3 separate regions of the Mus musculus genome follow, and regions 1 and 2 are each linked to region 3. A link is a loop called in an ENCODE intact Hi-C map of the cell type or tissue named here. Cell type or tissue: heart. All regions are shown on one strand.

The links. Hi-C counts contacts between places; a loop is a spot of excess contacts. Peaks named below come from ENCODE experiments on the same cell type or tissue, not always from the same donor. Only the 100,000 strongest peaks of a DNase experiment are listed, where the experiment ranks them.
Region 1: a loop joins it to region 3, with 7 times the contacts of the local background. A loop is called at or near these places in 22 of 42 quality-filtered maps.
Region 2: it touches region 3 in a loop (3-fold over the local background); 4 of 42 quality-filtered maps call a loop at or near these places.

The regions. Positions count from the first base shown.
Region 1 is chr17:88,247,969-88,255,968 of GRCm38, reverse strand. It overlaps Gm31615 (a long non-coding RNA gene), which reads left to right. Exons shown (of 7, transcript XR_877113.1): 4 at 1,674-2,271. Among named protein-coding and RNA genes, the nearest start is that of 1700116H05Rik, 56 kb to the left of the region's middle. In heart, CTCF peaks have their summits at 94 (motif pointing left), 3,838 and 5,161 (motif pointing right); DNase peaks (open chromatin) are centred at 78 and 3,848; H3K4me3 peaks cover 1,027 bases; H3K27ac peaks cover 825 bases.
Region 2 is chr17:88,636,500-88,644,499 of GRCm38, reverse strand. It overlaps Ston1 (stonin 1), which reads right to left. Exons shown (of 4, transcript NM_029858.2): 2 at 7,418-8,000; 3 at 1-162. Among named protein-coding and RNA genes, the nearest start is that of Gm38460, 13 kb to the left of the region's middle. In heart, CTCF peaks have their summits at 3,253 (motif pointing right) and 7,753; a DNase peak (open chromatin) is centred at 3,229; H3K27ac peaks cover 239 bases.
Region 3 is chr17:88,021,601-88,029,600 of GRCm38, reverse strand. All of the region lies in intron 1 of Fbxo11 (F-box protein 11), which reads left to right. Among named protein-coding and RNA genes, the nearest start is that of Fbxo11, 40 kb to the left of the region's middle. In heart, a CTCF peak has its summit at 4,223 (motif pointing left); no DNase peak of the experiment used is centred here.

The sequences.
Region 1 (8,000 bases), 230 kb before region 3:
TCTTTGTGTCTATGGAAGTTCCTTCCTCGGTTGCGAACCATCTATGCCACCCGAGCGGGTCTTTCCAGCTGGATTGTCGCCACCTCGTGGCTACCTTGGTCCTTCGTCCCCCTAAGCCCTTTGCTCTCTTTGGTCTCAAGCCTATTTTTCTTTTCTTTCTACAACCAGCTATGGACTGAAACTTTATAATCCTGTTCTCTGGGCTTAGGATGTGAGCTGGGATACCTCTGTCCCCTTCTTTCTGTTACACCGCTCGCCTTCTTAAAGAGAAACGAAGCAGGTGCTAGTTGGAGGGCAGGAGTCACCGGGTTGGCAAGCCTGTGGGGGCTCGGTGTGAGGCGCCAGTCCTCTCTCTACCAATTTCCCATGAGACAAACTGATGATTAAGAAGACAAACGCACTCTGTCTTGTTCCTACTGGTTAGTGATGCTATTACACTCGATGAGTATTATTAAAGGACCCCTGTCATTAGAGACTCCCTGTTATTATTGTTATTATTATTTAGCATTTATAATGTATTCCTTATTTTCAAAACACACTATTATCTCCCTGGACTTTCCAAACACAACTGAGCGGCAGGCAGGTGACAACTTCATAAAATAGGGAAACTGAGGCACTGTAATTAGTACAGAGTTATTGGATTAATGAGTCAACAGTAGTCATTTCTCCCCAGAAGATTACTGCCTTACTCTGAACTCATGGATTCCAGTAAATGGTGATCCTGGTTTGGGAAGCTAGTTTCTCACACTCACTTTTATGACCCACTTGTAATCACGTTAGAAACCCAGTCAGGGAAGTCTTCGCACTTATGAGTCATTACTTCAAACTCATTACTGGGCACCTGGGCCACCTTAATTGTATTTTATTTTACAAGTCGAATTATTGTGATTATTGTTACTTAGTATAATAAGTATTTATTGTATTCTGCTAAAATGTATATAATGAATCTCTGTTTTTAAAAAGTAGTAACATTAGTAAGATGGATATATTTTGATCTAGAGAACAAATAGCTCTCTTTCTTTCTTTCTTTCTTTCTTTCTTTCTTTCTTTCTTTCTTTTTCTTTCTTTCTTTGTTTGGATTTTCGGGACAGGGTTTCTCTGTGTAGCCCAGGCTGTCCTGGAACTCATTCTGTAGACCAGGCTGGCCTCAAACTCAGAAATCCATCTGCCTCTGCCTTCCAAGTGCTGGGATTAAAGGCGTGTGCCACCACCACCGGGCAACAAATAGTTTTCAAGATAATCACTCTTATTGTTTGTTACCACAGGCATTCAGGAAAAATTAACTATATTATATATGTGTAGATATTTGGTTGTTTCAAGACAGAGTTTCAGGCCCTTTGCTGTCCTGGAATTCACTTTGTAGACCAGGTTAGCCTTTTGAACTCAGAGATCTGCCTGCCTCTGTCTTCTGAGTGCTGGGATTAAAGCACCTAACTTTGATTATATGATTTTAATGCTGAAGCCTATCAGCCTTTCAGAGACAAGAAAGTTCCCAAGCTTTGCTTCTAGTTTTAAGAAATCTCCAGTCTTAGCCGAGAGTGACTCAGTCCTAGTACTTCGTAGCCGAATCCCTTTCATAACTGAGTTTCCACTCCCAAGGCAGTAACAACATATGGTCATTTCCAATGTTGTATCAATATACGAAGATTTCTACCAATGTTCTATCTTCACAGAAAGGAGCTGTGTCGAGCACTCCGTCTCCTTCCTTCTGGATGAAAGAGATCTGGCATCCTGGAAGTCTCCAGTGCACAGCTTCGGCCTGTGTGGTTTGGAGAGTTGGGAAGTTTATCCGTCCATCCTGCTGCTTGGATGCCAGCCACGCAGGAGTCTCTCATACAACCTTTCTGAGTTTTTCTTTTTACCCATTTCTCATCTCAAATAACAAATTCCTAAAGGCATAATTTCAAAGAAGTTGCTCATCAGTTTAGGGGACCTGGGCCAACCTTCCCAACCTTCCCTTGTGCCCATTCATTCATTCATTCATTCAGAATGCATATGTTGTGTGTCCATATGCTGCATATTAATAATAGCTCCTTTCTTCAGTAAGTTGGGGCTAGCTCATTCCTGCGCAGCAAAGCTTCATGGTTAATTCTTGTTATTCTTACTCTGTAGTGAGAAAACTGGAGCTCCCAGAAGATGCCTATCATAGCACAAGTAGACAGGAACCTGGGAACATGCATGAGACTGCAACTCCCAGCTACTCTGACAATCAAAGCCCTGCGTTACCTTCCTGCACCTGTCACATGGAAGCATGATGAGAGGATGAAGCGGGTAAATATGAGCAGATTACTAAATTAATTTATTTATTTATTTATTTATTTATTTATTTATTTGGTTTTTCGAGACAGGGTTTCTCTGTATAGCCCTGGCTGTCCTGGAGCTCACTCTGTAGACCAGGCTGGCCTCGAACTCAGAAATCCACCTGCCTCTGCCTCCCGAGTGCTGGGATTAAAGGCATGTGCCACCATGCCCGGTGCTAAATTTATTCTTAAATAAAGCATTGTATAGATATTATTTACATTGATAGAAATCTCTATAACTGATACAAAATTGAAGTTATAATTTCTTACATTGGTACAGAATTTGTATATTGATACAGGTTTAAGGTTTTCATTGGTATAAATCTTTGTATATTGATACAAGAATTGAAATTAATATTGTTACTCTTAGATAGGCATTGTGCCTATGCAACTCATTTAAGAATTTGACCCCCAGTCCTATAGCTGCTGTTACAAACAGTTTAGGATGATTAAGTAACAGAAGTTAAGGGCCAGAGAGCAAACTAATGGTTGTATTAGATTCTGATTTAATTATAATAAAGTGTTTTCAATATTATTCAAATAGAAATAGCTAAAAGTAGTCCAGGTTTAACAGTTCATATATATATTCTTCAAAAACATCAGAAGTCCACAGAATATGCCATTTGTAATAATTTCATTGTTATTAGAATTTTGACTAAGAGACATACCAGCACCTGACAGTATCCTCTTCGTGGTTCAAAGAAGATACCGAGCATCGTAACTTCCACATGGAGTTGCTCCAGTTGTGCCAAGGTCGCCACGGGCAAGATTTGCCCTAATGCATCTACAGACAAAAAGTACTGTCCAGGAAAGGACACACAATGCTGAGTCAGAGTCGGCATTTCAGCCAGATTCCCTAGAGATTTGGGGGCAGGTCCAAGTCTGAGAAACACTGAAGCAGAGGGTCCTCACACCTGCTCAGTGATTAAGCTAATCTGATTCTGGGAGGGACCCTTTTGTCTTTCCTGAGTCTATGCTACCTGCTTTGTAAGAGGAAAAGATGGTGGTACCCGTAGGGAGAGTGTTGCTGGAATGGTCAGAAATCCTGACAGGTGTAAAAGTGGGTGATGGCCCAGATCACTACGAGAAATGCACTTATGTGGCAAGGAAGCTATCATCCATGCAGCATCCGTGGAGGACCTGCCGTGTATCAGACCCCCCTCTGTATGAAATACATAGAAACGGCTGGAATGTTCAGGAGATCTGGGCTCTGATCCAAATCTCACTTTTAGCGGCTGAGCCGTTCCCTTGGCCCTTGGCGTCTGTTTCCCCATCTGAAAAAGAAGCGGGGCAGATTGAAGGCCCACTTGGAAACCTTGGCCTTCTTGGGTAAAGTGGTTTTAAGTGATTGCACATGGAACTGAGCGCACTCCAGGACAGGGTGTGATTAAAGGCTGAGTTGAGTGGATTTGGCAGCATCCGGGACATGGACTCTGCAAGCTGGGTACAAGGAACCTGAAGTTGGAAGAAAAGAAAATGCCTCCTCGGGGTACTCCCTAAGCCCCCTGTTGAGAGGGGCGCAGGCTGGAGTTTCTCTCTTGGCCATTAGGTGTCGCATCGCTGCCGTGATGTGTAATGTAGAGTTGATAGGGACGCTTCCGGAGAAAACCTTGAGAATCCCAAGGGTACACGGTCGTCGCTGCTGAGAGCCTTCTAAGTGTAGGAGAGCTCAGAAAGGGTTGCCTTGGATCTAAGCAGGAACCAGTACAAACACTCTTACAGCTCAGGCCGACTAAGATGACATAAAGGGCCAACAAGAATGCAAGCTGGGAGCACAGAACACGCACGTCCGCACACAATATTAGGACATTGGCTGCTGGGAACTTTCCTTCACACAATCGGTCTCTAGCCCACTTTTATCTCTACTTCGGCTCCTCACTCGTTCAAAGAATGAACAGCAAGGAATTCAGACCCAAACCAGAAGTCTAACTTTCATGTCTCTAATCCTACCCTCATAGGCTTTCCTCCAGTGGTGGGAGACAAACGCCGTGGCTGTCACCTGGTCACCCTGTCTAAGGATAGGCAGTGCAGCAGACCCACAAGTGCCCTAAACATTTCCGCCCATGCCATTTCCCTGTAAAAGAGGGAAGGAACATCATTAAGACTCTGTCACGTGTCCAGTCCTGGACCATTCAGACCAGGCACCATTATTCAGTGCCCATTGCTCCTGCAATAATCCTCAACCTGTGGGTCGCGACCCCCTGTGGGGTTAAACAACTCTTTTACAGGAGTTGGATATCACATGGCCTACATAGCAGATATTTATGTTACATTCATAACTAGCAAAATTACAATTATGAAGTACCACAAAATATTTTTACGGCTGACAATCACCACATAAAGAACTATATTAAAGGGTCCCAACATTAGGAAGGTTGAGAACCACTGCTCTTGAGCTACACACAGAGGAACCAAAAGTTTTGTGAATCTGCCTAGCAAAACAGACCATGACTAGCAAGAGATTTGAAGGTTGCACACCTTGAATGATCTCAGTTCGGTTTCCTGACAACCATGAGACGCTGTGTTGTTTAATTTTTCTGGGATCTCCATTTCCATATCTGTAGATCTGAAAGATTAAGTTTATATTTACAAGGTCACTTGAGCAAGCGCTGTTACATACAGATGGCTAGACAAGAACAAGCTAACGTATAAATTAGATCTCATCTGTAAGTCTCTCATAGGTTTTTTTAAAAAAGATTTATTTATTTATTTAATGTATATGAGTACACTATAGCTGTACAGATGGTTGTGAGCCATCATGTGGTTGCTGGGAATTGAACCCAGGACCTCTGCTCGTTCTGGCCCCGCACGCTCCAACTCTGCTCACAACAGCCCAGATTTAGTATATAAGTACACTGTAGCTATCTTCAGACACACCAGAAGAGGGCGTCAGATCTCACTATGGATGACTGTGAGACACCATATGGATGCTGGGATTTGAACTCAGGACCTTTGGAAGAGCAGTCAGCACATCTAACCACTGAGCCATCTCACAAGCCCGTATCTCATAGTTTTAACTTTGTATTGAAGTATTGTTTACACCCTGAAAAGTACATGTGTCGGCAGTGCCATGAGTTTTCACACTAAACACAGTAGCAGGGAGACAGAGGTGCAGTCCCTGTCCCAGTCTGTCACTCACTATACCCCAGGGCTCACAACATCTCCACTGCCAGAGCACAAATTAACTTGAAATTTTACACATGGTATAAATGGAATCGTGTGCTACGTCCTCTTTTGTCCTTGGCTTCTGTCATCAAAGTCAAGTTCTCCTTATGACACACAGCATTCCACTACATCAGCTCGTGACAATTTACGTGCTGTACAGCTGGTGGGATTTTGGGAACTTGCCTGTTGGGAAACGATTACAAATTGTGCCTTTCTTGTCAATTTGGTGGCCATTTATTTTCATTTATGCTGGGCTGAAGACAATTTTTAACATCTCCTTTTCCTGTCACTTTCTAGAAAGCCTGGATTTGTGTAGGCACTTATGTTTGGGTGAGGCAATCACAGGCCCCTTCCTGGTAGACTGGACGTGCTGAATAGTTTTATGTCAAACTGACACAAGCTGAAATCACCTGAGAGGAGGGAGCCTCAGTTGAGGAAAACGGGTCTGTAAGATCAGGCTGCAGGCAAGCCTGTAGGACATTTTATTAGTGATTGACGGGGAGAACTCAGCCCATGGTAGATGGGGGTCACTCCTGGACTGGTGGTCTTAGGTTCTACAAGAAAGCAGACTGAGCAAGCCATGGGAGCAAGCCAGTAAGCAGCACCCCTCCATGACCTCTGCATCAGCTCCTGCCTCTAGGTTCCTGCCCTGCTTGAGTTCCTGTCCTGACTTCCTTCAATGATGAACTGTGATGTGAAAGTGTAAGCCAGTTAGCTCCTTTCCTCCCCAAATTGCTTTGGTTCTGGAGTTTGATCACAGCAATAATAACCCTAACTAAGACTCTGGGTATGAGAGCCGGGCGTGGTGGCGCACGCCTTTAATCCCAGCACTTGGGAGGCAGAGGCAGGTGGATTTCTGAGTTCGAGGCCAGCCTGGTCTACAGAGCAAGTTCCAGGACAGCCAGGACTACACAGAGAAACCCTGTCTCGAAAAACCAAAAAAAAAAAAAAAAAAAAAAAAAAAGAGTGACTGTTTTAAACTTATCTCGGTTACATTTCCTATGAAAGAGCATAAGTAAACAATTGCTTCTTTAAAAAAAAAAAAAAAAAAGACTCTGGGTATGAAAAGAAACTTGAAAAAGTTGGGGTTATCAGAATTTTACTAGACCCTGAATGGGCTTCTGTTAGCAAGTGTGTGCCTATCTTTCATTCCCACCCAGAAACCAGGGCCTTGTTCATGTGGGTTGGTTCTGCCTCCAAAATCAAGCTGGCCAACCACTGAACTGTAATAACCATACCTCTTCCTTGTCTTGTGAGTGCCACATCATTATAACAAAATACTTGAGAAAAACAACTGTAATTTTTTTTCTACTCATGGTTTGAGAGGTTTCAGTCCATTGCTTCCGGCTGGGGGTGAGGCAGAGTGTTATGGAGGAAAGGCTCTGTGAAGCACGGCTGCTCAGCACATGACATCTGACAGTAGAGGCAGAGCACGGGGCTGAGGAGAACAGCCTTAGATCAACAGGTAGAGTAGAAGTGAGCATTTCACTCTCCGCACACTTCAGAATGAAAATAGGCAGGAGCAAGCTTCACAGAGATGCAGGTTGACACACTGGAGTTCAGGACTGGACGAAGGCTCCAGGAGATGCAGAAACTCTGGTTATCAGGAGATAGAGAGCTCAGCTCAAACAGCACAGCAGTGGGGGAGGGTTAACAAAAGGACAAGAGAGTCACGTGGTGGGAAAAGCAGAGACAGAAACAGATGTGGAGCAGAAGGACTCTGCACTTGGAGGAACTTAGAGCCCTCGGAGGAACCCTTGAGAGGGTTCTGTGTTTCCCAGCTTGAAGGAAAAGCTTCGGGCCAGTGAGCTGGCTGAGAAGGCTCAGCAGATGAAGGTGCTGGTTGCCAAGTAACCTTCCAGGTGTGCTTCCCAGAAAACACTGAAAAACAAGTAGATAAAGGAAAACAGTACAGGGTTTGAGAAGGATGGTCAATAGAGAGATGTTTACAAAAGACTCAAGGAGAAATCTTGGAAATGAAAAACGTAGTGAGTCAAAAACAAAACAAAAACAAAAACAAAACAGCTTCACCAGCAGATGAGAAGTTAAGGGCTTGAAAAAAAAAAAAGTAGAGGGACTAGAATATTCAGACAATAGCAAAGAAAAAAAAAATAAATATAAGCAGAACATCAAGACAGAGATGAAGGACTGGAGAGATGAGAAAGCCAGAGAGCACTGGCTGTTCTTGTAGAGGGCCTGGGTTTGAGTCCCAGTACTCACGAGGTAGCTCACAACCATGTATAACTCCAGTTCCAGGTGACCCAATGCCCTCTTTTGACTTCTGTGACACACATACAGGCAAAATGTTCACACATAAAAGAAAATAAATAGATAAATCTTTTAAAATAATTTTTAAAAGATACAGTTGAAACGTTAAGTTTATATCCTTTTATACTTATATCTTACATATTATCTTATTTGTGTATATGTGTGTACACTTACCATGGTACTCATAAAGAGGTCAGAAGAAAAGCTGTGAGAGTCAGTTCCCTCCTTCCACCATGTGGGTCCCGGGGCTTGAACTCCGGTTGTCAG
Region 2 (8,000 bases), 610 kb before region 3:
GCTGGGCATCGCTCTCCACTCCCAGAGACCTCACCTCTGTCCTTGAGGCACAGGCTTCAAGCATGGAAAACTGGACAGTAGCAAATGGATACCAATCTGAGGGAACTTCCTGGTCTGACCCAAGTTCTAGTTTGTATGACAGACAATGGGGCTGATCAGGACCTAGAAGAAGCCAAACCAAAAAGTCAGAATGCTTCAAAGGCCAAGGGATATTCTACAACACGCTTCTTACTGTAGTAAGAATCCCATTAGCGAACTTCAAAATGGCCTGGAGGAATCCAGCCAGGCTGAAACCAGCAGCTCTAAAATCTATTATCACTGTATGCCTGTATCATCACTGTGTGTATATCTGTATCATCACTGTATGTATATCTGAATCATCACTGTGTGTATATCTGTATTATCACTGTGTGTATGCCTGTATCATCACTGTGTGTATATCTGTATTATCACTGTGTGTATATCTGAATCATCACTGTGTGTATATCTGTATTATCACTGTGTGTATGCCTGTATCATCACTGTGTGCATGTATATCTGTATCATCACTGTGTGTATGTATATATGTATCATCACTGTGTGTATGTATATCTGTATCATCACTGTGTGTATGTATATCTGTATCATCACTGTGTGTATGTATATCTGTATTATCACTGTGTGTATATCTGTATCATCACTGTGTGTATATCTGTATCATCACTGTGTGTATATCTGTATCATCACTGTGTGTATATCTGTATCATCACTGTGTGTATATCTGTATTATCACTGTGTGTATGCCTGTATCATCACTGTGTGTATATCTGTATCATCACTGTGTGTATGTATATCTGTATCATCACTGTGTGTATGTATATCTGTATCATCACTGTGTGTATGTATATCTGTATCATCACTGTGTGTATATCTGTATCATCACTGTGTGTATATCTGTATTATCACTGTGTGTATATCTGTATCATCACTGTGTGTATATCTGTATCATCACTGTGTGTATATCTGTATCATCACTGTGTGTATATCTGTATCATCACTGTGTGTATGTATATCTGTATTATCACTGTGTGTATGTATATCTGTATTATCACTGTGTGTATGTATATCTGTATTATCACTGTGTGTATGTATATCTGTATTATCACTGTGTGTCTATATACCTGTATCATCACTGTGTGTCTATATACCTGTATCATCACTGTATGTATGTATATTTGTATTACCACAGATCAGCTCCAACAAATGGCTTTAGTCACAAACATCAAAAAGGTTTTCTAGCCAAAGATAAGAACAATATTTATATGAAACAGATTTGGCCAGAGTGTGTTTTAGCCCCTAGAAAAGCTTTTTCTGAGTAGACTGAGTAACCCCCCCCCCCCCAGTCATTGATTAAACCAGTATTTAATTTTAGATAATACAAAGACAAACTTCACGTTAGGTCATAGGGTTTCAAAGCCTGACTTGTAAACTGGGCTCTTTTTGTTCAGGTGGAATGTAACACTTTTTTGTTTTGGTAGGATGCACTTTTTTTCACTACTGAAATTCCCTCTCACGGTCCTGAAAAGCTTCTCCAGGAACAGATTACAGTGCAGAGACAGGCATACTGGCCTTCAGTGTTTCAGTCTAACATTTATTGTCAGAGAAGTGAACTGTGGATTGTGTGGACGGTGATCTATGCTGAGTCAGGCAGGCTCTGGGCAAAACCCAGGGGGTACTGGGTGCACTGAGAAAGGTAAAGTGGGAATTACAGTGTGTGTGTGTGTGTGTGTGTGTGTGTGTGTGTGTAAGAAAGAGAGAGGTTTTGGACACACCTGTATTCCCAGCACGTAAGGGGTAGGAAAAGGAGGATTGAGGATGTAGGGTCATCCCAGGCGACACTGTGAGTTTGAGGCCAGCCTGAGGCCTTATCTTGAAACATCGAACCACAACAGTAAAGCCCTCTGTTGACTTCACAAGTGCCCCGTGGGCCTCTCACATTGTTCATAGCATTTAGCCATATCTAGTTTAATCTATCTTTAAATAAATGTAACTTTTAAAAATCATCTCAAGGGGGCTGGAGAGATGGCTCAGCGGTTAAGAGCGCCGACTGCTCTTCCAAAGGTCCTGAGTTCAAATCCCAGCAACCACATGGTGGCTCACAACCATCCGTAACAAAAAATCTGATGCCCTCTTCTAGAGTGTCTGAAAACAGCTACAGTGTGCTTACATATAATAAATAAATAAATATTTTTAAAAAGTCATCTCAAAAGCTAGGTTAAATTCCTGTGCTGCTGCTGATAGAGCTTTCATCAGAGCATATCTTTGGGCCCAAAAGCACGAATTTAAAAGACTTTGCCTAAATTTGTTTTGAAAGATAAACCACCTTTCATTCTTTTAATGTGTTTCTTATTGGAATGTTGACTCTGTAAGAGGCCTGGAGAGGCTGTCCCTCAGTTCCCAGCAGATGCTCCACCCCAAACACAGAGGACGGGACAACAGCGGCCTCTGAGCGGCTGTAAGCTATCCACATCACTGCAGGCGAGACTATATGCACGCAGGCACGCACCCACCCACTAGCACACAGAAAGAGATCAGAGAAGCAGAGAGGCAGGATTCCTAGTCCTTCATCCTGTGTAGACTTCCGGCAGCAGCCAGGATGCAGTAGTTCACTGACACTCAGTCCACAGCCACTTCAGTTTCTTCAGTTTCTTTTCTTCAATTTTCGTTTTTTGTTTGTTTGTTTGGTTTGGTTTGGTTTTGGTTTTTTAGTGTTTTTTTTTTTCAGTTTTACATGGCTGTTGTGAGAATGGCTAATGAGAAGAGGCAGTGGTTTGGACAGAAAGTATTTACTACGTTGCCAAGTGATTTTAAGCTAGTATATCCAATTACCATACCAGCGGGGAACTGTGTGTTCTAGACTTAGACTTGAAAATGACACTGACAATTACTTAATTTTATGTATACATTGTCCTGGAAAATGTCTTGAGGAAGTTCCCCCCCCCCCCCAATGAAACGGGATGGGGAATGCATGAGAGTTGAAGACCTAATACTTTTTAAACGGTAGTCATGACATCTGCGTCACTTCTAAAAAGCTGGTGGAAAAAGTACTTTGCTCTCAAGCTTTCTGGTGTCTTTCTCCAGGCTTCTGTCCACTCTATGGTGTTTGCCAGCACACTCTTATTCAGGATTTGAGTTGAAGATTACATGTACTGTGCCTAAAACATTTTTGTCAAACTTAGAAGTGACAGAGAAAAGCCTGCTATCTCAGTACCTACCACGAGGGGGCACTGTCAGGCCTTAGTAATTATTCTGTCAGTAACTTCTCAGCTCTGGAGTGGGAACGCAAACCAGTCTCTTAGGTCGGGTTAATAGCCATTCCCTCCTGACCCAAGATACTCCATATCTGAAGCTGAGCTACTAAGAGCTGAAAAAAAAAAAGGATGTCGGAGAACCAAATCGCAGGGTTAAGAACTAAGAAGCTGGTAACAGAGGGCGAAACAGGGATGAACCTCGGGGAAGAGAAAACTGTAGTTGAGGGCCTACAATCATCTTTCTAAACCCCAGCTGCCTCCACATGGCGACCCGCTGCCTCCACTGTCTTTGTGCCAGGGGAGACAGTTTGGAAGTCTTAGTACCATGTTCTCATAGATCAATTTTGAAATCTACCCTTTTGAATCTCCCATGGTAGACAACGATCAGAATCCTGGCTCTCATTTCCACACACAGACACGCACACAAGGAAAGGAGAGCACACAGCTAGCTATACAGCCTGAGGCTGTTTTCCCTTGGTGCTTAGACACTGTTGGTACGAAAGGGTCCAACAGAGCGTCTGTGCAGAGTGGAGGTAATCACTGTGAATTTCTTGTGAAAGTGAACCTGCCTGCCTACATCATGGAGTTGTCCAAGAATGTGTGATGTGAACACACATTGGCAAGAATGTGTCACGAGAGGATGCCCCTTCACCCTTTCACTTCACCAACTTACATTATCTCCAGGAAATTCCACCCAGCTCTGTGCTGGATTCTAGGGAGATGCAGACACCCACATGGACCCCTGCTCACCAGAACTGAGCTGTAACCACCCAGCCAGTGAGACTGACCCAGAAGGAGCTGCTCAGAGGCACCAGGAGAGAAGGGAGCAGCAGCATCAAGCCTGGAGATTCAGGAGAATGAGATGACCCCTACCTACAATCCAGAGAAGGTCCACCTGGGCTTCCTTCCTTCCTTCCTTCCTTCCTTCCTTCCTTCCTTCCTTCCTTCCTTCTTCTTTCCATTCCTATAAACGTTTCCTTAGTACCACCACAGACAAACTCTAAACTAGGATGGCATTTCTTTCAGTATGTTAGAAGCAGGACTCCAACACCACGTGGAGTAACTGGGACCAGTGGGATCCAGGGACGATCCAGGGACGATCCAGGGACTCAGGAAACCCGCCCAACCAGTGGCACGGGTTCCTTCCTGTCTGGGCCGGTGCCCTGAGCAGAACTTGGGCCCAAACTCTGCAGCCAGTCCCACAACACCCAGTGGAAGCTCCACTCCCAGGCACTCTACAGGCCCAGGATCAGAGGATCGTAGCAAGTCCTGGATACACCATCACACTGGCAAAGCAAGATTTGGATCTAAAATCACTTCTCATGATGATGATAGAGGACTTTAAGAAGGACATAAGTAACTCCCTTAAAGAAATAAGGGAGAACACAGGTAAACAGCTAGAAGCCCTTAAAGAGGAAACACAAAAATACCTTAAAGAGTTACAGGAAAACATAATCATTATCAAACAGGCGAAGGAAATGAACAAAACCATCCAAGATCTAAAAATGGAAATAGAAACAATAAAGAAATCACAAAGGGAGACAGCCCTGGAGTTAGAAAACCTAGAAGAGAGATCAGAAGTCATAGATGCAAGCATCACCAACAGAATACAAGAGATAGAAGAGAGAATCTCAGGTGCAGAAGATACCATAGAAAACATGGACACAACAGTCAAAGAAAATGCAAAAAGCAAAAAGCTCCTAACCCAAAACATCCAGGAAATCCAGGACACAATGAGAAGATCAAACCTAAGGATAATAGTTGTAGAAAAGAATGAATATTTTCAACTTAAAGGGTCAGTAAATACCTTCAACAAAATTATAGAAGAAAACTTCCCTAACATAAAGAAAGAGATGCCCATGAACATACAAGAAGCCTACAGAACTCCAAATAGACTCGGCCAGAGAAGAAATTCCTCCCATCACATAATAATCAGAACAACAAGTGCACTAAACAAAGAAAGAATATTAAAAGCAGTAAGGGAAAAAGGTCAAGTAACATATAAAGGCAGGCCTATCAGAATTACACCAGACTTCTCCCCAGTGACTATGAAAGCCAGAAGATCCTGGGCAGATGTCATACAAACCCTAAGAGAACACAAATGCCAGCCCAGGCTACTATACGCAGCAAAACTCTCAATTACCATAGATGGAGAAAACAAGCTATTCCATGACAAAACCAAATTTGCACAATACCTTTCCACAAATCCAGATCTACAAATGATAATAGATGGAAAACTCCACACAAGGAGGGAAACTACACCCTAGAAAAAGCAAGAAAGTAATCTTCTTTCAACAACCCCAAAAGAGGATAGCCACACAAACCTAATAACATCAAAAATAACAGGAAGGAAAAGTCACTATTCCTTAATATCTCTTAACATCAATGGATTCTATTCTCCAATAAAAACTTAGACTGGATACGTAAACAGGACCCAGCATTTTGCTGCATACAGGAAACAAATCAGTGACAATGACAGACACTACCTCAATGTAAAAGTTTAGAAAACAATTTTCCAAGCAAATGGTTCCAAGAAACAAGCTGGAGTAGCCATTCTAATATGGAATAAAATCGACTTTCAACTAAAATAACACACACAACTATGATTTACATGAGAAGAAACTTGAAACTTTGACTTAGCAAGAGATGCATGGTTTTAGCAAATAAATATGTTAAAGAAGAAGCCAAGAAGGATAGGATCCACATGAACACAGTACCACTAACATAGGCAACCTGAAGAAATGAAAACAGAACCAAATACTCCAGACTATTTGCCTCAATATGTCAAATGATCCCTCCACAAAATGGTGTTCAAGTGGAAAAGACATGATATCAATTTACATTTAGGTGCAGCAGATTCTAGTCAAAACATTCCAAGTCTCAAGTAATTTTGGAAACCTGAGTATATAATGTCCTCCAAGACTTTTGCAGTCCTGGGATGGAATGAGGGCAGTCTTCAAGCTATCCAGGCTTCCCAAACTAATTTGGGATATCCATGGCATCTACCCTGGAATTGACTGACGTAAACACATTGGAGCTTCTTTGTCAGATGCTGAAAATCTAGAGAAGAAAACCAAATAGCAACATCACATAACAATTTATAGTTACCAAATTACACCAGATTTTCAAAGCACTCTTATAAAGATCGCATTTGTTTCTCCTCCAACTCCTTCACCCTTTCTAAGACAACCACACATAACCAATACCCATTCTATGGTTGAATACATTAACACTCAAAATATTCAAGAGTGAGTTCTGAGATTCCTCACTGTGGAAGAAAAGGACAAATGGATACAATGGAGGATTGAAAGTACGGCTAACTTAAAAATCAATGATACGATAGAAACAGGTGTATAAAAGCTGGGGTCTTAGACAGATGCACTTAGCACTTAAAACGAGCAGAATGAATAGAAACAAACACTTATCTAGGACTAATTGGCTATTCTGAGTCTTTTGTTGTTCCAAATCAACCCGAGGATTTTCTTTCTATTTATGTGAAGAATGAGATGAGGATGTTGATTGTAATTTCATTGAATCAGTAAATTATTTTGGTAGGAAGGTTTTTTTTTTTTTTTCACAATGTTAATTCTACCAAGCTATATGCTTGGGGGGCTTTCAAATTCTAGTATGTTTCTTAACCACTTTCTTCGCATATTTTTTTTACCTCTTTTGTTATGGATATTCCAAATGTTTTATTTTATTTGAGAAACTGGGAAGAGGCACGTGTCCATGATCTTTCTTAGCAGGTTTGTTACCCATATCTACTAAGACTGGTAAATTTTGTAAGTCAATTATGTATCATTAAAAAAAAGAAAAGAAATGGGGAATAAATAAATAAAATTCTTTTGAAAGAAAGAAAGAAAGAAAGGAAGGAAGGAAGGAAGGAAGGAAGGAAGGAAGGAAGGAAGAAGGAAGCAGGAGACGCTGCACCCATTTGGTAGAAATAAACACTAGAGAAAATGAATAAATCAGCTGTTTGGCTGTTTTCTCCCTCCAGCTTGGCTGTGCAAGCGAGCAAGCACTCATCTCTCTAAGTACCATCTGTCTCTGCCTGCTTTGGCCCAAGGATGTAGGTGAAAACACCGAGCAGTTTCCTACGAAAGTTACCCTAGGTGGGGGATATTTACTTGAGTTTTTATCCGGAAGCCGGTCTATCTTCCACACCACAGCCCGGTAGGCGCTCTCATATTTTGCTGACCCGACAGTGACCTGAATGACAGGTTCAGATTCAGGCTCCTGTAAACTCCCCAGACAAGCCCGACGGTTCATTTTGGCTTTCAGGGACTTCTGCCTCTGAAGGTTCCTGGTCCAGAGGGCCTTGATCCACTGGGCTGGGACAGGAAAATGAATCATGATATTGTTACAGCTCCTCAGGGCACCGGCATGGGGTGACCCCTGAGCTGCTGGGGTCATGTTGACAAAGGCCTGCAGCTCCACATAGGCTCCCTGGACAGTTACTACGGACTTCACCGCAAAGGGGAGCTCACCCGCTTCGTACGAGGTTTTGAAACGCATCAGCTCAAACCGGCAAGCATCCAGAGGCACGAACTTAATGATTCTGGACTGTTCAAATTCTTCAGCCTTCACACACGTATGGAAATGGTAGTCAAGAATAGCAATCCCCTTTTTTTCCGGTTCTTTCTCAAAATAGCATTCGTCCCGTTTCTGGAGCTCACGGTCGTTTAAGGCTAAGAAACATTCCGCGGGCCC
Region 3 (8,000 bases):
CACTGCATTCTCTTAAATATAAGTTTTATGTTGCAAATTATCTATACATGCTTCAGCTCTCCATCTAGCAGGAAATGGCAGGAAGGGCTTTTTTTTTTTTTTTTTTTTTTGGTCTTAAGAATGTGTCCTAGAGGGCATAGCCCCGAGTCTATTCAGCAGCGTGTAGGTCGTTAGATGCTCATCGCCTCCATCACCTGTGGTCGGTCACAGATGGACCACAGCAGCTGCTGCTGTGCATATGTGTGCTTTGTTTTCAGATCTCTTACTGATAGTATGGCGGTTCATGTGTACAGCGAAGGCTATACTCCTGTGCTCAGTTACAGTGTAGGAGGTCGAGATGAAACTATAAAGTACACGGGTGTTTTTATTTAGACATCTCAGCATATGTTACTTAACAAAAACACTTTGCAAGGCCAGGCATGGTGGCGTACGCCTTTAATCTCAACACTTGGGAGGCAGAGGCAGGCAGATTTCTGAGTTCGAGGCCAGCCTGGTCTACAGAGTGAGTTCCAGGACAATCAGGGCTACACAGAAAAACAAAACAAAACAACAACAAAAACATTTTGCAAAAACAGGCAGAAAGTGTGTTCTGGTTTCTCCATTCTTTTGTGTTAAAATCCCTAATGTATATATCTGCCATTGACCTACTGAATAAACTAGCTATTTACCTAACTTTTATGGATTTATACTCAATCTTGACAGAAGCCACTATTGTTTATAAACAACACATTAATTTTTTTGTGCTTTGATTTTGTTTTTGAAAAAGGGTCTCAATATCATGGCCTGGTGGATAATAGGTTGGCCTCAAACTCATAGTGATTTGCCTGCCTGCCTGCCTGCCTGGGCCTCAAGTGCTGGGATTTTAAGCATTTGCCACCATACCTAGCACACAGCTAACTTATTTAATGAATAGAAATACTTTTTAGGATGGATTCTATTTATTATAATTAACTTGGTATTACAAACTGAATATCAGTGAAGTTTTATTCACATGCTTTTGTAAACATGACCAAATTGATAACTTTTTAACTGAGGTAAGCTTAAGATTCCAGCAAATAGACTATTTTTGTTAATTATTTGTTTAATAATAGCAAACAAAACTGTAAATCTTGTTTTAGATTTATCTTTGTGTGAAGGATGCTGTATTTCTTTTTTTTTTAAGATTTATTTATTATTATACATAAGTACACTATAGCTGTCTTCAGACACCAGAAGAGGGCATCAGATTTCATTATGAATGGTTGTGAGCCACCATGTGGTTGCTGGAATTTGAACTCAGGACCTTTGGAATAGCAGTCAGTGCTCTTACCTGCTGAGCCATCTCGCCAGCCCAGATGCTGTATTTCTTAAAAAATTAATCTATACTTGAACAATTTTGTACTATAACCCCAGTTAGGTTGTTGTTGTTGTTGTTTTGGGTTTGTTTTTTGTTTTTTGTTTTTTTCCCCCAAGACAGGGTTTCTCTGTGTAGCCCTGGCTGTCCTGGAATTCACTCTGTAGACCAGGCTGGCCTCGAACTCAAATCTTCCTGCCTCTGCCTCCCGAGTGCTGGGATTAAAGGTGTGCGCCACTATGCCCGGCAGTCCTGGGTTCTATAAGAAAGCAAGCTGAGCAAGCCAGAGGAAGCAAACCAGTAAAGAACATCCCTCCACGGCCTCTGCATCAGCTCCTGCTTCCTGACCTGCTTGAGTTCCAGTCCTGACTTCCTTTGGTAATGAACAGCAGTATGGAAGTGTAAGCTGAATAAACCCTTTCCTCCCCAACTTGCTTCTTGGTCATGATGTTTGTGCAGGAATAGAAACCCTGACTGAGACAGTTCCTATATTAGAAGCCTAAATCATATTTAGGGCATCCTACTAAATTAATGCCTTCATTATCAGAGTATATAGAGTGCACTGAAGGTTTCTATAACTGAGTTGTTTCAGACCCATTAAATGAGCTATTTAACTAGAAATTAAAATATATTTTTATTTGCTGTGTTATCTGCCAACCTTAAATTAGAACATATTCTATAAAATTAGTGACTGATTATTTCAGGACACTCCCCCTACCCTACCCCCCAAAAAGAGGCTTAAGTAGTTTTTTGTTTGTTTGTTTGTTTTTTGATTTTTTTGTTTTTTCGAGACAGGGTTTCTCTGTATAGCCCTGGCTGTCCTGGAACTCACTCTGTAGACCAGGCTGGCCTTGAACTCAGAAATTCGCCTGCCTCTGCCTCCCAGGTGCTGAGATTAAAGGCATTGCGCCTCCACTGCCTGTAGAATTCTTATTTAATAATTAGCTTATTGAGGAAAGTTTTTATTTTGTTTTGTTTTTATGATGAGGCTTTCCCTGTGTTGTAGCCCAGGCTTGCCTTGAAACCTTGGTCTTCTGCCTCACTCTCTGACTAGGGACGTTCTTGGGGTTACAGGCGTGCCTCTGCTGGCCTGGTCATTGTTGTCTGCTCTATAGTTTGACAGTTTAGATTTTATTTCCTACATTGACACAGACTCTAATGCAGCAAAACATCTTATATTCAGAACTAACGTTAATGTTAAGTCTTCTGAACAAGATTGTCCTGGTTGCTGATTAGTAGTAGTAGGCCTGGGACTGTGATAATTGCTGTTAAGGGAGGATCCAAAGACAGAAGTATACATTGTGCATGTTTTGAGACTTGAATTTGCGTTGTTATTCTCACTCTTCCTCTCAGCTCTCCACATCTCTCCAAGTTGCCTGATTTCATTAATACCATGGGTCTGTGTTACTCCTGGTTTTCCATGGGTCTGTGTTACTCCTGGTTTTCTGTCTTAAGCTGTGGAGCTTTTTCAAAATTCAAAATACTTTCGGGTGTAAATTAAATCTGATCCAGCATTTAAACATAAAAAGCCTCATCGAGCCAGTGTTGTTTCTGACTTTCCACAGCTGCAGTGTGTCAGCATGGCAGTCTGGTTTTCCTCCCTACAATACGGCACAGTACAGTGCTCACCTGGGTTCCATCTGCCATCTCACAACCTCCACGTTCTCCCCTCCATAAGACGAAATGCTGCCTGAGATTGGCTTGGGCTTACCTGTTCCGCCATGGTAGTAGGTGTGTGAGATCAGCTGCAGTGGCTGATCAGATGTTTTTATGGTCTGCAGGCCACTCGGTGTGCAGCTGAGTTTGAGACCATAAGTCTCAGCCTTAAAAATGGGGTGGGGAACCCCTCATTTTTCCAGTGGAGCAAAATGACTATGTGATTATGGTTTGTCGTATCTTTTTATCTTTCTCTGAAGTGTTTGTGGTGCTGTGGTACCATGGAGGCCAGAGAACAACTTTCTGAAGCTGGCTCTCTCCTGCCACCTTTATTGGATTCCAGGGAGCAAGAGGTCTCTAGGCTTGTGCCGTGTTTTATCCACTGACATTGTCTTGCTGACCCCAAGGCTAAATTTTTGATTAATGTTGGTCAGATTCCAGGGTAAAATTTTTAATTAAGATAGGGATTAAAATCTTATATTCATAATTGACATTTACATTTGCTAGCCATCAGTGTGAAATAGTCAATTTTTAATATCCTGGTTATGTGACTTCTGGCAAGAGCTAACCAATTGGAACAGTGGTAGAAGTTTTTAAGTGTGTGTCGGTATGTGTGTGTGGAGGGGGCTAGTGTGTGGGTTTGTGTGCACGTGTGCGTAAAATCGGGATCAAACTGAGGAGATGTGTGTCTGCCAGCCTTGCCCAGCAAGTGCCTTTAGCACTAAGCCTCTTGCCTACCCAGAGAATATTGTAAATATTGTAATTATTTGGAATTAAGTGCTCAGAAATCCTATAACACCAAGAGACAGAAACAATATTGACTTTTCTGTGCAACCTAACATAGTTTAAAACCCTATATACTTTATTGTTGGGGGGGGGGGCGACAACACAAAGTCTTCCATTAAGTGTCTGTTTACTTTAAAAATAGATATAGATGTTTTGTTTTGTCGATTTATTAAAAAAAGAGATTCTGTACTGTTGGTGGACAGACAGAAAAATTGACAGGACAGCAAGAAAAAGAGAATCCCAGCACTCGAGAGTCAGGCAGACTGTCTCATGTGGCCTCTCTTAAAATAACGTGCCACATAAAAGCTTAATACCTTATTATTCTGACTTATATTCTTCCATTTTACTATGATGGGTCCTGGGTCCCACCTTCAGTTTCAATTAATTGTATTCATTTATAGTAACCCAAGAGAAGCATTTTAAGTGACATTTTGGCGCCATCTGCTGTTCTGTAATGTGATGTTCCATTTACATTGATAAAACTTGTAAGGAGATTAAAATACGTTTAATATTTTTGCCCATATAAGCACAAAATTGAATTTATCTGCCTTGATCTCTGCATCTGACAGAGACTATAGACTTGCATACAAATACTTTTGTACTTCTGCTGGTTTTGAATATTCGCCCAGTGCCTGTAAGTTTCTAAAGACTTCGCTTACAGAGTCTCCATGAAAACGGCTCCTGAGGGAAAGGCCCACTCGTCCCCACACCTCCAGTCATGTTTTATGCCTATTCTTGTCTTTGAACACCTATTTTTTTATCTTACATAGGCTTGTTTCTTACCTATATAGTTCCACTGCTGTCCATTCAAATAAACACTCCCCCCATAATTCTAAACTGCATGTATTTAGCACCTTTCCCTCAGCCCCAAAACAGGGTTGTTGTTTTGTTGTTGTTTGTTTAATTTTTAAAACTGATTTAATTATGATTATTTTTATGTGTGTGTTGTGTAAATGAATGTATGTGCACCATGTGCTTGGTTAACGCCCAAAGAGAAGAGACGAAGTGCACTGGAACTTGAGTTACAGATGGCTGTCGACCATCATGTAGCTTCTGAGAATTGAACCCGAGTAGTCTGTAGGGCCAACAAGTGTTCTTAACTTAGCTGAGTCATCTCTCCAGAGCTTGCTTTTTTTAAAAAAATAAATTATTTGCTTACTTCATGTTTATGCCTACACTGTAGCTGTCTTCAGACACATGAAGAGGGCATCGGATCCCACTCTGGTTGTGAGCCACCACGTGGTTGCTGGGAATTGAACTCAGGACCTCTGAAGAGCAGTCATTGCTCTTAACCATTGAGCCATCTCTCCAGCCCCTCTCCAGAGCTCTTAAACAGGGTTTTCATTTCCCTCAGGCTACATCTCAACTCCAACTCTGTAGCTTATACTAGCTTTAACTTCTAATCACCCTTGCATCTCTTCTGTGATATACACATGTGCATATACATATGCCTATGTATAGCTTCTTTTTATATAAATTATTTCCAATACAAATACAGCATTGTATTTTGTAGTCATAGTCTTTAAGTCTTACATGATCTATCTTGTACTTTGTCTAGTGTAGCAATTTGTATATTATTTTGTTTAGTAATTTCCAGGTATAAGTCTCAACAAATGTCTCCATGTCTATACATGAATATAGGTGCCCCCAGAGACTAGAGGCACCTGATCCTTGTATAGCTAGAGATACAGGTGGTTGTGAGTAATGACTCAGGTCCTCTGCAGGGACAGTACCTACAGTTAACTGCTGTGCCCTTATTTTGTAGTCTTTGAAAATTTGCATGTACTATTAGGCATATAGACTTGGAAATTTGTTGTCTTAATTGAAAGACTTGCCTCCACGTGGTAGGGTTTTTTTGTTTGTTTGTTTGCTTGCTTGCTTGCTTTGTTTTGTTTTGTTTGTTTGTTTCCGATCAGGCTGGCCTCGAACTCAGTGTCCCACCTCAGTTAGGTAAATAGCTAGTATTGAGATGTTGTTTTTACCAGGCACTATTATCAGCTAGATAATAATTACTAAGATATCTAACCATGACACATTTCAAAAATTTTTTAAAGATTTATTTGTGTACAGATTTCTGCTTGCATGTATGCCTTCATACTAGAAGAAGGCACTGAATCTCCTTATAGATGGTTATGAACCACTATGTGGATGCTGGGAATTGAAGTCAGGACCTCTGGAAGAGTAGCCAGCACTCTTAACTTCTGAGCCATCTCTCCAGCCCTGACACATTTCCATTTTTAAAATGTGTGTGTGAGTGTGTGTATAAGAGGTCAGGACATCTTTCCATAGTTGTTCTACCATGGACTCTGGGCATTAAAAGAATTCAGATTGTCATCCTATAAGCACTGTCACCTACTGAGCCAACTTGTGGCCTACTTAGTTATTTCCATTTTGTAGACAAAGGGAAAATGAAGTTCAAGAATGAGAAACTGAGCTGGGCAGTGGTGGCACACGCCTTTAATCCCAGCGCTCGGGAGGCAGAGGCAGGCGGATTTCTGAGTCCCAGGCCAGCCTGGTTTACAGAGTGAGTTCCAGGACAACCAGAGCTACACAGAGAAACCCTGTCTCAAAAAAACCAAAACCAAACAAACAAACAAAAGGATTGAGAAACTAAGGTCAGGAGATGCCTCAGTTAGTTGGTAAAATACTTCACTGTGTAAGCATGAAGAGCTAGTTCAGATCTTCAGTAACCATAGAATACAGGCCCAGCAGCATGGGTCTGTAATCCCAGTATTGGAGAGGCAGAGACAGAGGCCCCAGGAGCTTACTGGCCAGCGAGTGAGCTCCAAAGTCAGAGAGACGCTGTCAAAATATTTTAAACAATTTGAAAAAGAGTATAAAGGCCATTACCGTATATCTTCCATACGTGTGCACACACACAAACACACAAATTTCTGAACAGAGCAGGACTAATACCAGATTCTAAACAAAGGCCAGTCTTTGTAGAACTTGTACCTTTACGTTGTACTAAAGAGTCTCCAGTTAATACGGATTTTCTTCTATGCCCCATTACATTGTAGTTTTTCTACAAGCCTCTAAAATACTACTGGCAATAAGTGTAGTTCATAATACTTAGTACAGTTTGTATTTAGATAGTGCTTTAGTTAGCAATTTAGCAAATAAAACCTTAGCTGGTCACAAACTGCTTATCCTTCTGCCTTAGCCATTGAAGATTTGTACAGTCATGGCTGCCTTGTTAAGTGATGCTGGTATTTTTGGGTTTTGGTTTGGTTTGGTTTGGTTCGGTTTTCTTTAGAAACATTACTAGAATTGTACTGTGTTATAGTTAACTATAGACAGCTAAGCAGAGCTGGTACCATCTAAGACAGCTACTTTATTGGAAGAAAGAGAGCAGATAGGACGCAGGGGCATTAGCAGTTATCTTTTCTCATGTATGCAGTTTAGGTGATGACATCAGTTGTGTATCTGGTCCCTGAGGAGGCCAAAGGGAGGAATTGGGGTTATAGATGCGTGTGAGCTGCTGTGTGGGTGCTAGGAATTGGATTTGGGTCCACTGTGTGAACAAGTACTCTTTAACTGCTGAGCTGTCTCCAGCCTCAGTTAAATATTGAATGGTTGTAAGAATAAAATGGGAGCCAGCAGATGGCTCAGCAGTCATTGCTGCTTGTGCAGAGGATCTGAGTTCTGTTCCTCACATCCACATCCTCCCCCCACCCCCGTAACCACCTGCACCTCCAGCCTTAGAGCACCCACCACCTTTTCTGACCCCACGCCAAGCACACACCCTTACCTATGCTTAATAATCATTCATATATATATAAAATACATCATTGCAGGGTACTTTGTAGCACTGTATATATATAAAATACATCATTGCAGGGTACTTTGTAGCACTGTATATATATATATAAAATACATCATTGCAGGGTACTATGTAGCACTGTATATATATATATAATACATCATTGCAGGGTACTATGTAGCACTGTACTTACTGAATGGTGAGGTTTTGAAATTTTGTAACATAAATATAGCGAGAATGGTCTGACTGCATATTGTATGGCAGGGCAAACCTGCTTTTCAAAAGCAGATTACAATACTTACCTTTGGATTCTCTATCTTAAATGCCTCTGCTTTAGGTTAAAAAAAAATAAAGTTTAAAATAAATGTTGTCTTAATTTCAGTTTATTCGTGAGTACTTTTACTTTGGAAAAGGCTGAGGTGGTTCCCAACTGTGTTAGAAACAGTTGCCAAGTGGTGGGTT